Regions from separate parts of the Homo sapiens genome. Here region 2 is linked to region 1. Evidence: chromatin contacts called from ENCODE Hi-C or POLR2A ChIA-PET data. All regions are on one chromosome and are shown on one strand. The core of a region is the stretch at or near the end of the contact, and the rest is flanking DNA. Distances in the headings are between cores, read along the strand shown. Region 1 holds the start of LINC02473 (long intergenic non-protein coding RNA 2473). Region 2 holds the start of ZCCHC4 (zinc finger CCHC-type containing 4).

What was found. A loop is a pair of places that touch in the nucleus more often than their neighbours do. ChIA-PET counts read pairs that join two places held with the same protein, here RNA polymerase II (POLR2A). Pooled maps may share reads with other maps.
Region 2: a pooled map shows a loop between it and region 1 (4-fold over the local background). The contact joins the promoter of ZCCHC4 here to the promoter of LINC02473 in region 1. A Hi-C loop is called at or near these places in 1 of 50 pooled maps. POLR2A ChIA-PET finds 5 or more read pairs at or near these places in 3 of 52 experiments (WTC11 and activated CD4-positive, alpha-beta T cell).

What each region holds. Positions count from the first base shown.
Region 1 is chr4:24,656,091-24,662,328 of GRCh38, forward strand. It overlaps LINC02473 (long intergenic non-protein coding RNA 2473), which reads left to right and starts at 3,810. Exons shown (of 2, transcript NR_183976.1): 1 at 3,810-3,953. It also overlaps the pseudogene ATP5MGP3. RefSeq lists an enhancer at 1,824-2,465.
Region 2 is chr4:25,307,748-25,314,440 of GRCh38, forward strand. It overlaps ZCCHC4 (zinc finger CCHC-type containing 4), which reads left to right and starts at 5,027. Exons shown (of 13, transcript NM_024936.3): 1 at 5,027-5,189; 2 at 6,299-6,417. The coding sequence starts at 5,063. RefSeq lists enhancers at 2,274-2,333, 2,954-3,093, 4,681-5,557, 5,086-5,145 and silencers at 4,806-4,875, 4,883-5,087.

The DNA.
Region 1 (6,238 bases), core at 2,560-5,059:
TGAAAGAATAAAAAGGAAGACTGCAGATGGTTTCTCCTAGCCACAGTCAGGGCGAAGGGCAGTGTTAATTCTTCAGTGTCATGTTCTCACTGGGGCGTGTCTCACTGAAGGGAAGGCTGGGAAGAGTTGCCTGTGCTGTTTTGACTGTGTTTGTTGATTTCCTCTCAATTCTCTAAATTCCATCACTCTCACTATAGAATCTTGGAAAAACAGACTTAACCTTTCTGTACCTCAAATATAAAATGAGGGAATGATAGAACATACCTCATAGTTTTATTGTGATGATAAAGTAGAATAATACAAGCAATGTATTTAGAACAGTACCAGGCATCTTTAAGCACCATGACTGCTACAACTGTTTGCACTGTAATAAAACCAATAGGGCCTCTGCTCTCTGGGGAGTTTTATTTTATTGGTTTTCTTTTTTTCTTTCTTTTTTTTTTTTTTTGAGATGGAGTCTAGCTCTGTTGTCCAGGCTGGAGTGCAGAGATCTCATCTCACTGCAACCTCCGTCTCCTAGGTTCAAGCAATCCTCCTTCATCAGCCTCCCGAGTAGCTGGGACTACAGACATGCACCACCACGCCCGGCTAATTTTTGTATATTTAGTAGGGATGGAGTTTCACAATGTTGGCCAGACTGGTCTGGAACTCCTGGCCTCAGGTGATCCACCCGCCTCGGCCTCCCAAAGTGCTGGGATTATGGGGGTGAGCCACCACGCCCAGCCTGGTTTTCATTTTCTGTGTTTTCTCCTCACCCCCAGTTTTTGTTTTGTTTCTTTGGTTTTTAGTCAGCCTTCTGACTGGTTTGCACCTTATGAAGAGAAATATCTTGTTTTTGTTTGTTTTGTTTTGAGACAGGGTATCACTATGTGGACCAGGCTGGACTCGAACTCCTGGGCTCAAGGCAATCTTCCCATCTCAGCCTCCTGAGTAGCTGGGACCACAGGCTCACACCTCTATACCTGGCTAGAAAGCTGCTTTTGATTCCTTCTTCAGAAGTCACACTCCATTATCACTCATTCAACAAATATTTATTAAGTAACTCCTATGGGCCAGGCATAATTCAAGGTGCTTCAGATGTAGCAGAAAACAAATCGACACAAATCCCCGCCCTTGTGGTCTTATGTCCCCATGGGAGAAGGGAAATATGAAGGAAAAAATGTCAAGCGTCTCCTGCTCCCCGGCTTATACTTCAAATTACATTGTGTTTCTCCCCTTCTCCTGCTGCAGCTTACGCTTATTTATTACTTTTTTTTTTTTTTTTTTTTTGAGACGGAGTCTCGCTCTGTCACCCAGATTGGAGCACAGTGGTGCGATCTCCACTCAATGCAAACTCCGCCTCCTGGGTTCACGCCATCCTCCTGCCTCAGCCTCCCGAGTAGCTGGGACTACAGGCACCCGCCACCACGCCTGGCCAATTTTTTTATATTTTTAGTAAAGACAGGGTTTCACTGTGTTAGCCAGGATGGTCTCGATCTCCTGACCTCATGATCTGCCCGCCTAGGCCTCCCAAAGTGCTGGGATTACAGGCGTGAGCCACGGCGCCTGGCCCTTTATATATATATTTTTTTTTTGGACAAATCTTATTTTATTCAGATAGCTGTCTGATCACACATGGTCAAAGAACGCTCAAATAATAAATCACATATAATCAGATGTTAAAGACTGGTTTTCAGCCAGGTGTGGTGGCTCACACCTGTAATCCCAGCACTTTGAGAGGCTGAGGTGGGTGGATCACGAGGACAGGAGTTCAAGATCAGCCTGGCCAATATGGTGAAACCCTGTCTCCACTAAAAATACAAAATTTGGCTGGGCGTGGTCACGCATGCCTGTAGTCCCAGCTGCTCGGGAGGCTGAGGCAGGATAATCGCTTGAACCTGGGAGGCAGAAGTTGCAATGAGCCAAGATTGCAACACTGCACTCCAGCCTGGGCAACAGAGTGACTCCGTCAAAAAAAAAAAAAAAAAAAAAAGATTGGTCTTTAAACATTATAACCATTCACGCCTCACTTGGCTAAACACAAAACCACATCCACACCTCAGCGACCACGAAACCATTCAGCACAGCTTCCTTAACTGTGAGCTGTTTGAAGCTACCAGTCTGAGCACTATTGACTATTGTTTTCAGGCTCTGACTAGCTCTAGGGAATCTCAACAGGGGTGGGAGGAACCAGCTCAACCTTGGCGTAGTACCAAAATGTGGCCAATCCAGGCTTTGCATAAGTCACAGCAGCGTTCACCAGTGCCCGGGCCTTTTCTGCAAAGTTACAGACAAATTGGGCTATGGTTCTGGAATGGAAAGTTCGTCACCCCGAACAGCCGGCTGAATGTCTACCTGTAACTTCTTGATACCACCTGCTTGCTGTAAACTTTTCCCTTAAAAACAAGGTTTTTCCAAGGGAAAACAAGGTTGAAACCAAAAGGTTTATTTGCAAATACCCTGGGTTTTCCCAGAAAGAATTTCAGGCAGCTTCCTTGCCCTTTGGCCTCATTGCTTACAAGTGACTTTTTCCTTTGCTGCATGTGCTGTGATATTTTTCTCTTTCTGTCTCCCTTTTTCTTTTTCTCTTTTTCTTTCTTTCTTTCTTTCTCTTTCTTTCTTTCTTTCTTTCTTTCTTTCTTTCTTTCTTTCTCTTTCTTTCTTTCTTTTTTCCTTCCTTCCTTCCTTTCTTTCTTTCCTTTTTTCTTTCTTTCTTTCTTTCCTTCTTTCTTTCTCTCTCTCTCTTTATTTTTTTTCAGGGTCTCATTCTGTCGCCCAGGCTGGAGTGCAGTGGCACACAATCTCGGTTCACTGCAATCTCCACCTCCCAGGCTAAAGTGATCCTCCCACCTCAACCTCCCAAGTAGCTGGGACTGCAGGCATGCGCCACTATGTCCAGCTAATTTTTGTATTTTTTGGTAGAGACAGGTTTTCACTGTGTTGGCCAGGCTGGTCTCAAACTCCTGACCTCAATTGATCCACCTGCTTTGGCCTCCCAAAGTGCTGGGATTACAGGTGTGAGCTCCTGCGCCCAGCCATGCTGTGATAGTTTTTCCTTGGTGCTAGTTCCCTTTCTTAAGCTGGAATTCCATCTCCCACTTGGTCCTTTCAGAGTCCCTTCTTTTGATGCAGGCAAGAAATCCTAATTTAGCATCACTTGTGATTATAATTAAGGTGCTGTTTACTCCCTCTTCCAGATCATTAATGAGGATGTTAAATGAGACCAGAATGAAACCGTGTCCCCATGGCATTCCGCTAGACACCTTCCAACAACTTGACACTCTGCCATTTGCTGTTTCATTACCCTTTGTTTACCTTGTGAGCTCAGGCCCTTGCTTTTGAAGGAGGCAGAAAGCTTACTATTTCTACTGCTGCATAGATGCCACTTAAAGGGTGGGGCTGTTAAAACCTGGCAGATTGTAAATGCATCCTTTTGAGTTTGAATTAAATGTGGATTATGAATAGAGCATTGTCAGTAAATACTGTTGCTCTCCCTCCTCTCAGATGCCTTTGTTTGCTCTTGACTTTCTGCAGCTGTTGTCTTTCTGGGAGCAGAGAAGGGTAGCTGTTTGCTGTATGCAAAGATATTGCTTGGATCAGCTTAACTACAAGTGTAAAGTTACACTGTTGCATGTGAAAGATGTGGTAGATGGATTGCATTCATGGCTCTAGTTTTTCTCTCCTCCCCATATCCATGCCCTTTACTGAAGTAACTTTGCAGTACACTCCCAACTCTGACTCTGCCAAGCCATGTGACTTTCTTTGACAAATGGGATTTTAGCAGACATAATGCAAGTGTAAGCTTGGAAAAAAGCACTACGTGTCTGCTTGCACTCCTGAGCCTCCACCATTGCTGTGAAAACATGCCTGGGAGAGCCTGCTGGAAGACAGTACCCAGAGCAGCGCCCCAGTCTCTCCAGTTGACTAGCCAGGACCAGCCTAGATCTTCTGACAACTGGATGACCTTCAGATATGTGAGTGAAACCAGCAGAATTTGCAAGCTGACCACCACCAGATGCATGAGCAATAAGTATACTGCTTATGAGGTCTTGTTTGTTATACAGCCTCAGCTATGGCAATAGATAGCTGATACAATAGCACACATTTGGAGCTTTGTGGACTGGGAACTCATTGATCTTCCAAAGATTTTCCACATGGTGGGTCCCTGACACGATCCTTTACAAGAAATGAGAAGGAAAAGTTTTCTAAATAGAGATTCAGAAGGACAAAACAGGCTCTAGCATCTACAGTAACCTTTAAGAGACAAGGAGCAAGGGAGAAAAGAGCCTCCATGGAGACTTCCAGAATATGCAGGGCACTAAAAAAACTCCTTTTTCCTTTCTCTTTCTCTCTCTCTTTTAAGTAAAACAAGGTCTCACTGTACTGCCCAGGTTGGTTTCAAATTCCTGGGCTCAAGTGATCTTCCGACCTTGGTCTCCCAAAGTGGTAGGATTATAGGCGTGAGCCACTGCACCTGGCCTTCTTTTTCCAATGAAGACAGAAAAGAGAAATGAAGGGTGACCTAATAATTAGAATGCACTGACTCTCCCCTAACCCTAGGCACTGGTTTGCTGTTTCATTTTCAAATATTTGCCTCCGGAAACAGTCAAATCACTCAGGCTACAGCCGAAAAATGCTCCTTTGGTTTATGGCAACGCCATTGTTACAGGAAAGGGGTTCCGATCCAGACCCTAAAAGAGGGTTCTTGGATCTTGTGCAAGAAAGAATTCAGGGTGAGCCATACAAAAAAGTGAAAGCAAGTTTATTAAGAAAATAAAGGAATAAAATAATGGCTGCTTTATAGACAGAACACCCAGAGGGCTGCTGGTTGTCTATTTTTATGGTTATTTTTCCATCATATGCTAAACAATGAGTGGATTATTCATGCCTCCCCTTTCTAGACTATATAGGGTAAGTTCCTGACATTGCCATGGCATCCATAAACTGTCATGGCGCTGGTGGAAGTGTAGTAGTGAGGATGACCAGCGGTCACTCTCATGACCATCTTGGTTTTGATGGGTTTTCAGTGGTTTCTTACTGCAACTTGTTTTATTACCAAGGTCTTTATGACCTGTGTCTTGTATCTCCTGTCTCATCCCGTAACTTAGAATCCCTTAACCATCTGGGAATGCAGCCCAGTAGGCCTTAGCCTCATTTTACCCAGCTCCTATTCAAGATGGAGTTGCTCTGGTTCACACGCCACAGACACTGAGACAGGTGGCCTTACGAAGATGGGTAAAGCCTGGAAAAGGAGTTTGCACTCCTTACTCTGAGTGGAGGCACATGCTTCTTAAGTGCACAAGCTTCTGAAGACACAGCCTCTACTTGCTCCTTGGGGCTTTTTTTTTTCTTTCTTTTTCTGGAGACCGAGTCTGGCTCTGCTGCCCAGGCTGGAGTACAGCAATCTCAGCTCACTGCAGCCTCCGCCTCCCAGGTTCGAGTGGTTGAATCCTGCCTCAGCCTCCTGAGTAGCTGAGATTACAGGCATGCGCCACCATGCCCGGCTAATTTTTGTATTTTTAGTAGAGACAGGGTTCCACCATGTTGGTCAGGCTGGTCTTGAACTCCTGACCTCAAGTGATCTGCCCGCCTTGGCCTTCCAAAGTGCTGGGATTACAGGTGTGAGCCACCATGCCTGGCCCCTGGGGCTTTTCTTACTCAGCAGCCCTCTAGGCTGCCTCTTCACAGCGGACACCCAACCTTAGAATGGGCAAAGTGTGGCCCCTGGCCAGCAGCCTGGGCATCACCCAGGAGCTCATCAGACCTGCAGAATCTCAGAGCCCACCCTCACCTAATGAATCTAAACTGACATTTCACTGGAACCACAGGGAATTTGTGTGCACATTAAAGTTCAAGGAGCACAGGTCTTAGGAGATGTAGAGCTCCTCTGGAAGGGCATATCATTTATTTGGGGTCCATCCCCACCTCTAGGTGGTGAGTTCTTGAGGGGAGGATGATACCTTGTGAGTCTTTGTATCCCCAGCACCAAGCACTGCGCCTAAATGTAATAGGAGCTCAAAACTAATTTGCTAAACTGCAGTGAGCTGATGTAACTGAACAGCCAGACTCGTCAAGCTTACTCCCCTATCTCGTGGACAGGACTTTCCTCTCCAGGATTCCTGAGCTGCCTGGAGCAGTGACCACCTTTAATGCACAAATTTGTCAAAACAAGGCAAACCCCACCTCCCCGCCCCCCCCCCCCCGCCCCCACACACACAGACCCTGGGCAGCTCTGTGCACTCCAGAGATTTAGGTTTGA
Region 2 (6,693 bases), core at 3,777-6,276, 650 kb after region 1:
TATCAGAAAGCGTCCTTAGTTTCAGGGTGTTTGGTTCAGCAGTGTTGTCGCTGTTTTTCAAAGATCCAAGGAAGGCTACACAGAGTCCCTTTGTATCCAAGTCCTTTCCCAGCCAAGTTTTCACAGTTGAGACTTTTCAGGGCTGGGAGAAGGTTTGGTGAGCTTTACTCTCAGAAATTAGAGAGAGGAAGTCAAGGGGGTTGCGGGACCATCTCAGCAGGGGTGCCGGGATCCAGAACTGGAAGGCAGAGGCTGCCGGGGCAGGGTCTCTGCAGGTTTTATTCTTGTTGCTGGTCTTCCCTGATTGCTTTCCCCTTAAAACAGAACAACAACAACAAAAAAAAAAACAGTTGTGAATGCTTACTTTGGGGCAGCAAGACGAAAGGCAGCAAGAAGACCAGGTTCCTCCACAAAGGCCGGAGAGGATGGAGGGAGGAAAGATGGAGGGAGGAAAGCAGGCAGGTCTACAGGGAGTGTGGCAGGGACAAGGAAGGTCAGAGTGAGCTGATCTTGATTGGGAAAGGACTTCAAGGACAGATACATCCATCCAATATTATGGCTGCAGCCATAGGGCATTAATCAGCATTCTTGATTATGAGTGATAGAACCAACCCCATCTCAAACTGGCTTAAAGAGCCACTGAGGAATTTATGACTCGTGTAACTGAAAACTTCAGGCATGGCTGAATCTGGGTGCTCACATGGTGTCCTCACACCTTCCTGTCTCCCGGTTCTGCTTTTTTCTTATTGGGTTCCTTCTAAGGCAGGTGCTCCTCAAGGGGTGGGAAGCATTGCCACTGGCTCCTTGGTTGCCCTGGTGAAGAAGACTTATGCAATCAATTGTGTCATGGACCCCAATTCTTCACCATTTCCTGATCACATTCTTTGCCATGTAACTTTGCAATGCTTGGTCCATGTGACTTACTTGAGCCAAAGCAATGAGATGGAAGTGAGAGTGGTGTAATTCCAAGCCCAGGCCTCGCGGAACTTGTCTGCTTCTACTAGTTCTCTTGTGCGTCTGCCATCCCCAGGCTGTCCTGGTGGTTCCAGGAGAAGGAGAGACACACAGAGCACAGCTGAGTTATCCCGGCCCCAACGCATTTATGCCTAGTGTTCCATTATTGGAATGCTAAGCATGTGGGAGTTATTTATATCCTAATGCTCAAGGTCACCGCCAAGGTCTGATTGCAAAAATTCAAAAAATTGCAACTTCAGGCATAAATGGGTTAAGATGATCCCGGATGAGCCAACCACTAGACGTGTGACTCAGCCCAGGCAACACTGGAGAGCTGAACCCCTCGGACACATGAGGAATCAACATCTTGAATGCCACTGAGATTAAAACATGTAACCATGACACCTTCTTTCTCAGCCATCCCAGCAGAAGCTGCAAGCCACCTGCCCAAATCCAAGCCAGTCCCTGCCATTTTTTATACTTCTCACACTACATGGGCTAAAATCGGGAGGGTTGGCTTCCCAAAGGAAAACTGGGGTCCTGTTACCAGAAGATAGAGAAGATGGTCAGATCTCCACTACAGAACTCTCCTCTGGCTTCAGCCATTTTCTCTGAAGGAGGTTTGGGAATTGAAGGTTTTCAAAAGACACTGATTTGTTCCATTAATGAAGCCAAGGAAGGAGACAAACCAGCCCTCTGAGAAAGCTCACCAGTTTGGCCCAGGCGCGGTGGCTCACGCCTGTAATCCCAGCACTTTGGGAGGCCGAGGCGGGTGGATCACGAGGTCAGGAGTTCGAGACCAGCCTGGCCAGCATGGTAAAAGCCCATCTCCACTAAAAAAAAAAAAAAAAAATTAACTGGGCATGGTGGCATGTGCCTGTAATCCCAGCTACTTGGGAGGCTGAGGCAGGAGAACTGCCTGAACCTGGGAGGTGGCGGTTGCAGTGAGCCAATACTGCTCCACTGCACTCCAGACTAGGCGACAGAGTGAGACTCTGTTTCAAAAAAAATTAAAAAAAAGAAAGAAAGAAAGCTCACCAGTTTGACCAGACAATCGGCTGGGAGAGTAGCTGAGTTCCAGCAATCTTAGCAGCCTGGGACCACGCTCTGTGTGATAAGTGTCTCATGCATCCATGTGAAGAGATCACCAAACAGGCTTTATGTGAACAACAAGGCTGTTTATTTCACCTGGGTGCAGGCGGGCTGAGTCCGAAAAGAGAGTCAGCCAAGGGTGGTGGATTATTATTAGTTCTTATACGTTTTGGGATAGGAGGTGGAGTTAGGAGCACTGTGTTGCGGGCAGGGGGTGGATCTCACAAAGTACCTTCTCAAGGGTGGGGAGAATTACAAAGAACCTTCTTAAGGGTGGGGGAGATTACAAAGTACATTGATCAGTTAGGGTGGGGCAGAAACACATCACAATGGTGGAATGTCATCAGTTAAGGCTATTTTCACTTTTGTGGATCTTCAGTTGCTTCAGGCGATCTGGATGTATACGTGCAGGGCGTAGGGGATATGATGGCTTAGCCTGGGCTCAGAGGCCTGACAATAAGTGTAATCTAGGTCTCTCCTGGTGCTTAGGCCTCAAGGGACCTATTTTCAGTTCTGTCTCTGGCTTCCTTTCAGAACCTTGCTGAATCTCTCAGTATGTTTCTACTCAAGCATTTTCCTGTGCAGACTAAAGACACTATCAGGAAATTAAATGAAACATGTATAACTTATTGGTCATATTCATAATCCCATCAGTAAATATTTAACACAGGCTATTTACCATATATATATCTGAAAATAAGGTGAGTTTTTTTTCTCCCCAAAATTATCCCTCTGCAAACAAAATGGCCTGATGTTTGAAACCTTCAGCAGCTCTCACATTTTGCAGTGCCCTCCCATTTACCTTATTTGGATCAATCTTTGTTGTGTTTTTACTGTTTGGGGAAGCTTATCTGTAAAGGCTGCACATCTGTACTGGTTTTGGCTGCTTAGAGAGGTTGCCTCACAGAATCAGCATTATTTAAAAGAGAAAGAGGAAATACAGACTCAGTAACTCTGGTTTTACGAGTTACAAATTCACTTGCAAATTTTATAAACAAGTCTTTTAAGATCACAAATTTGTACATCTAAAACAAATTTGTAAATAAAAGTGCTAGAGTTCATGTGAGTAGGTAGTTAGGTCTTTTAGTTTTTATTCTGCCTAGGGCACTGTCTCAAGGGGTCCTGAGAATGTGTGCCCAGCTAGTTAGGTCTTGAGATAGTGTCCGAGAGTATCATCATCATAGCTGTAGAAAGTTTCCTATCTCAAAAGACCAGACATGTGCAGATAATATACACTGAAAAAGTGTTCTGGACAACTTGAAAAAGGGGACACTGGTACATCAAAGATACAGATGCTACTGGTGCAGATGGAGAATTTGAGTAAAACCATTACATGAAATGTGAAAGAAAAACAGCCATGTTTTTACAGTAATAAACCATAGCACTCAATGTGTGAAGTTAACTAGGCACATGCCCCAATGGTTCTTTAAATAACATAAGAGACTATTTCGTCTACAACCATAGACATGTGGCTGCGTCTTGATTACTGCACTATAAGACTTGAAATTGAGTAGGCTGATTCCTCCCACTTCATTATTCTTTTTCCAAAATTGTTTTAGCTATTTTAGTTCCCTTGCCTTTCCATATAAATTTCAGAATATTGTCTAAATGTACAAAAAGAATCTGGCTGGGATTTTCATAGCAATTGTGCTACACCTGTATAAGCATTAAACCTGGGGAGAACTGATATCTTTACTATGTTGAGTCTTCTGATTTATGAATGCAGTATGTTTCTGCATTTGTTTATTCTTTGATTTTTTTTTTTTTTTTTTAAGACGGAGTCTCACTCTGTCACCCAGGCTGGAGTGCAGTGGCACAATCTCGGCTCACTGCAAGCTCCGCCTTCCGGGTTCACGCCATTCTCCTGCCTCAGCCTCCCGAGTAGCTGGGACTACAGGTGCCCGCCACCACGCCTGGCTAATTTTTTTGTTTTTGTATTTTTAGTATTTTTAGTAGAGACGGGGTTTCACGGTGTTAGCCAGGATGGTCTCGATCTCCTGACCTTGTGATCCACCTGCCTTGGCCTCCCAAAATTCTGGGATTATAGGCGTGAGCCACCGTGCCCGGCTATTCTTTGATTTTTAAAAAACTTTAAAAATTGCTTATTTATTTTAGAGATGTCGTCTCGCTTTGTTGCCCGGGCTGGTTTCGAACTCCTGGATTCAAGCAATCCTCCCTCCTTGGCCCCCCAAAGTGCTGGGATTACAGGTGTGAGCCACTGCACTCAGCCTTGATTTTTTTTAATCAAGCATTTTGGAGTTTTTAGCATACATAAAGCTCTGTACATATTTCGTTAGATTTACACCTATTTCATTTATTTGAGTGATTGTAAGTGGTATTCTATTTTTTAGTGTTCTTGTGATCATTGCTAGTATTTAGAAATCCAGTTGATGTTTGTGTGTTTATCTCATATCCTGCAACCTTGCTGAACTCAGTTTAAACCGGAGGTGTTTTCCTGATAGATTCTTTCGGATTTTTAAAATGTGGACAATCATGTCATCTGCAAATCAGGACGGTTTTCTTTCTTTCTTATGTATAAATGTCAATGAGTATGCAACTATGATGTGCAACTTTCAGCATTGTCCAAAAGTTACAGAGGATGATGCAGTGACTGTGACTTTGAAAAACAAAGAATGATCCTTAAATCACAGCTGCTGCAGCCATTTCAGCTATTTGGCAGAGGTGGTAATGCTGCCTTTTGGACCTACAATACAACCAAGTCTTTGTTCGAATCATCTCACTTCCTGGCTATATTCTTAAGAAAGGAGGGTGCTTCATGCGCTGAGCTCATGGCACAGGTCCCGCAAGTGACCTGCGAGCCCCACCGCTAGGGGCCGCTTAGGTGCAGCCCCCAGGTGGGCGGGGACTGCGTTTCGGGGCGTGGCCTCCGCCGCGGCAGCCCCCGCCCAAGCTCCTCCTAAGCGCCTGGGGGCGCTGTGGGTCGCTTTGGGTCGCGGGGGCGCTCTTTCTCAGCATTCTTGTTTCGTACTGAGGCTTTCGGGACGGCGGCGGGAAGATGGCGGCCTCCAGGAATGGGTTTGAAGCCGTGGAGGCAGAGGGCAGCGCAGGGTGCCGGGGAAGCTCGGGAATGGAGGTGGTGCTTCCTTTGGATCCTGCCGTCCCCGCCCCGCTGTGCCCTCACGGTGGGTCAGAGTCTGGGCTCAGCCTAACTGCCGGGCGCTGAGGGTGTGAGTTGGCTTGGAAGTGGCTTTTGGGGCTCCTGTATTTTTACCCGCCTCTTTCCCTCACCAGTGTGCTGCCTAGAAAATACTCCTTCCTCGGAACGCGGTGTTTTTCAACTTACTTGAGAAACATTCAGAGCAAGTCTCCACTCTTGTGGTTTTGGCTCCAGGACTATTTCATCTCTTTTGGGGGGAAGGGGCAGAAAAGTAGGCAAAGAGAAGAATGCATGGTATTGAATAGTTCTCGTTGACAAGTACTTGGGGATTTCATTTGTTGATTTGCTCTCCCTTCAAAAATAAAAAATTAGGGAGAAAAACAGTGTAATTCTTGCCTGCGAACTAGACTCAGTTTTTCTCTAACTTACAGAAAGTGGGCGTTTCCAGCTCAAAGCTCAGGTTTTCACTGCAAGGGTAACCGCGCAAGAGATGTCAAAGTCCTCAATTCTCTGAGTCCCTTCCTTGTTTTAGTCTCAGGTTTGTAATATTCACAACGTAGACAGCAACTGTACCGACAATAGCATTTTCTTTCTGAAGAGACCGGTTTTCAAAAATTATTTATAAGTAGTCACTGCCGGAATGTTGTAACAGAGAGAAAAGAAACATTCATTAAACACAGAGAAGCCGGCGTGGTGGCGTGCACCTGTAGTTCCAGCACTTGGGGGGCCGAGGCGGGCTGATCGCTTGAGCCCAGGAGTTTGAGACTAGCCCGGGCAAAAATGATGACACTCCGTCTACAAAAAAAGAAAAACAGCTGGGGACACGCAACTGTAGTCCCAGCTACTCGGGATGCTGAGGCGGGAGAATCGCTTGAGGCTAGGAAGCAGGATCTCAGTGAGCCATGATTGTGCCAGTGCGCTTCAGCCTGGGCGACAGAGGGAGACCCTGTCTCAAGAAAACAAAACAAAAAACCCTAACAAAACAAAAAACAACCAACCAAAGAGATGGATTTAATTATGATAAATTGTGCCTAAAGCTCAAACAAATTTTATTTAAGGGCAGCGAAAACTAAGAACTTGACGTAGATGACCATTACTTGACACTTTTTTTTTTTTTTTCTATTCTGGAACTAGGACCCACTCTTCTGTTTGTAAAGGTGACCCAAGGGAAAGAAGAAACTCGGAGGTTTTATGCCTGTTCAGCCTGTAGAGATAGAAAAGACTGTAATTTTTTTCAGTGGGAAGATGAAAAGGTATATCAACTTTTTGGATATTTATTTTTTATTTTTGGTATGTGTGACAATTTTGTTGAGAACGTGTAAACCAATAAAAATATGCGGTCTGAACATACAAGATAAATCTCTTAAGAGAGATGGAGATACTATGTTTGTTGGTTCAGAAAATGAGTTCATGTTTACTCTGATTACTGATATCTTAAACTACTGTCTCAAAGTCTTATTTCCCCATAAGACTCTCTGAGGTGGTAATATTGGGTGGGGCTGATCTTCTGTGTGTTAGCTTGGGCTTCT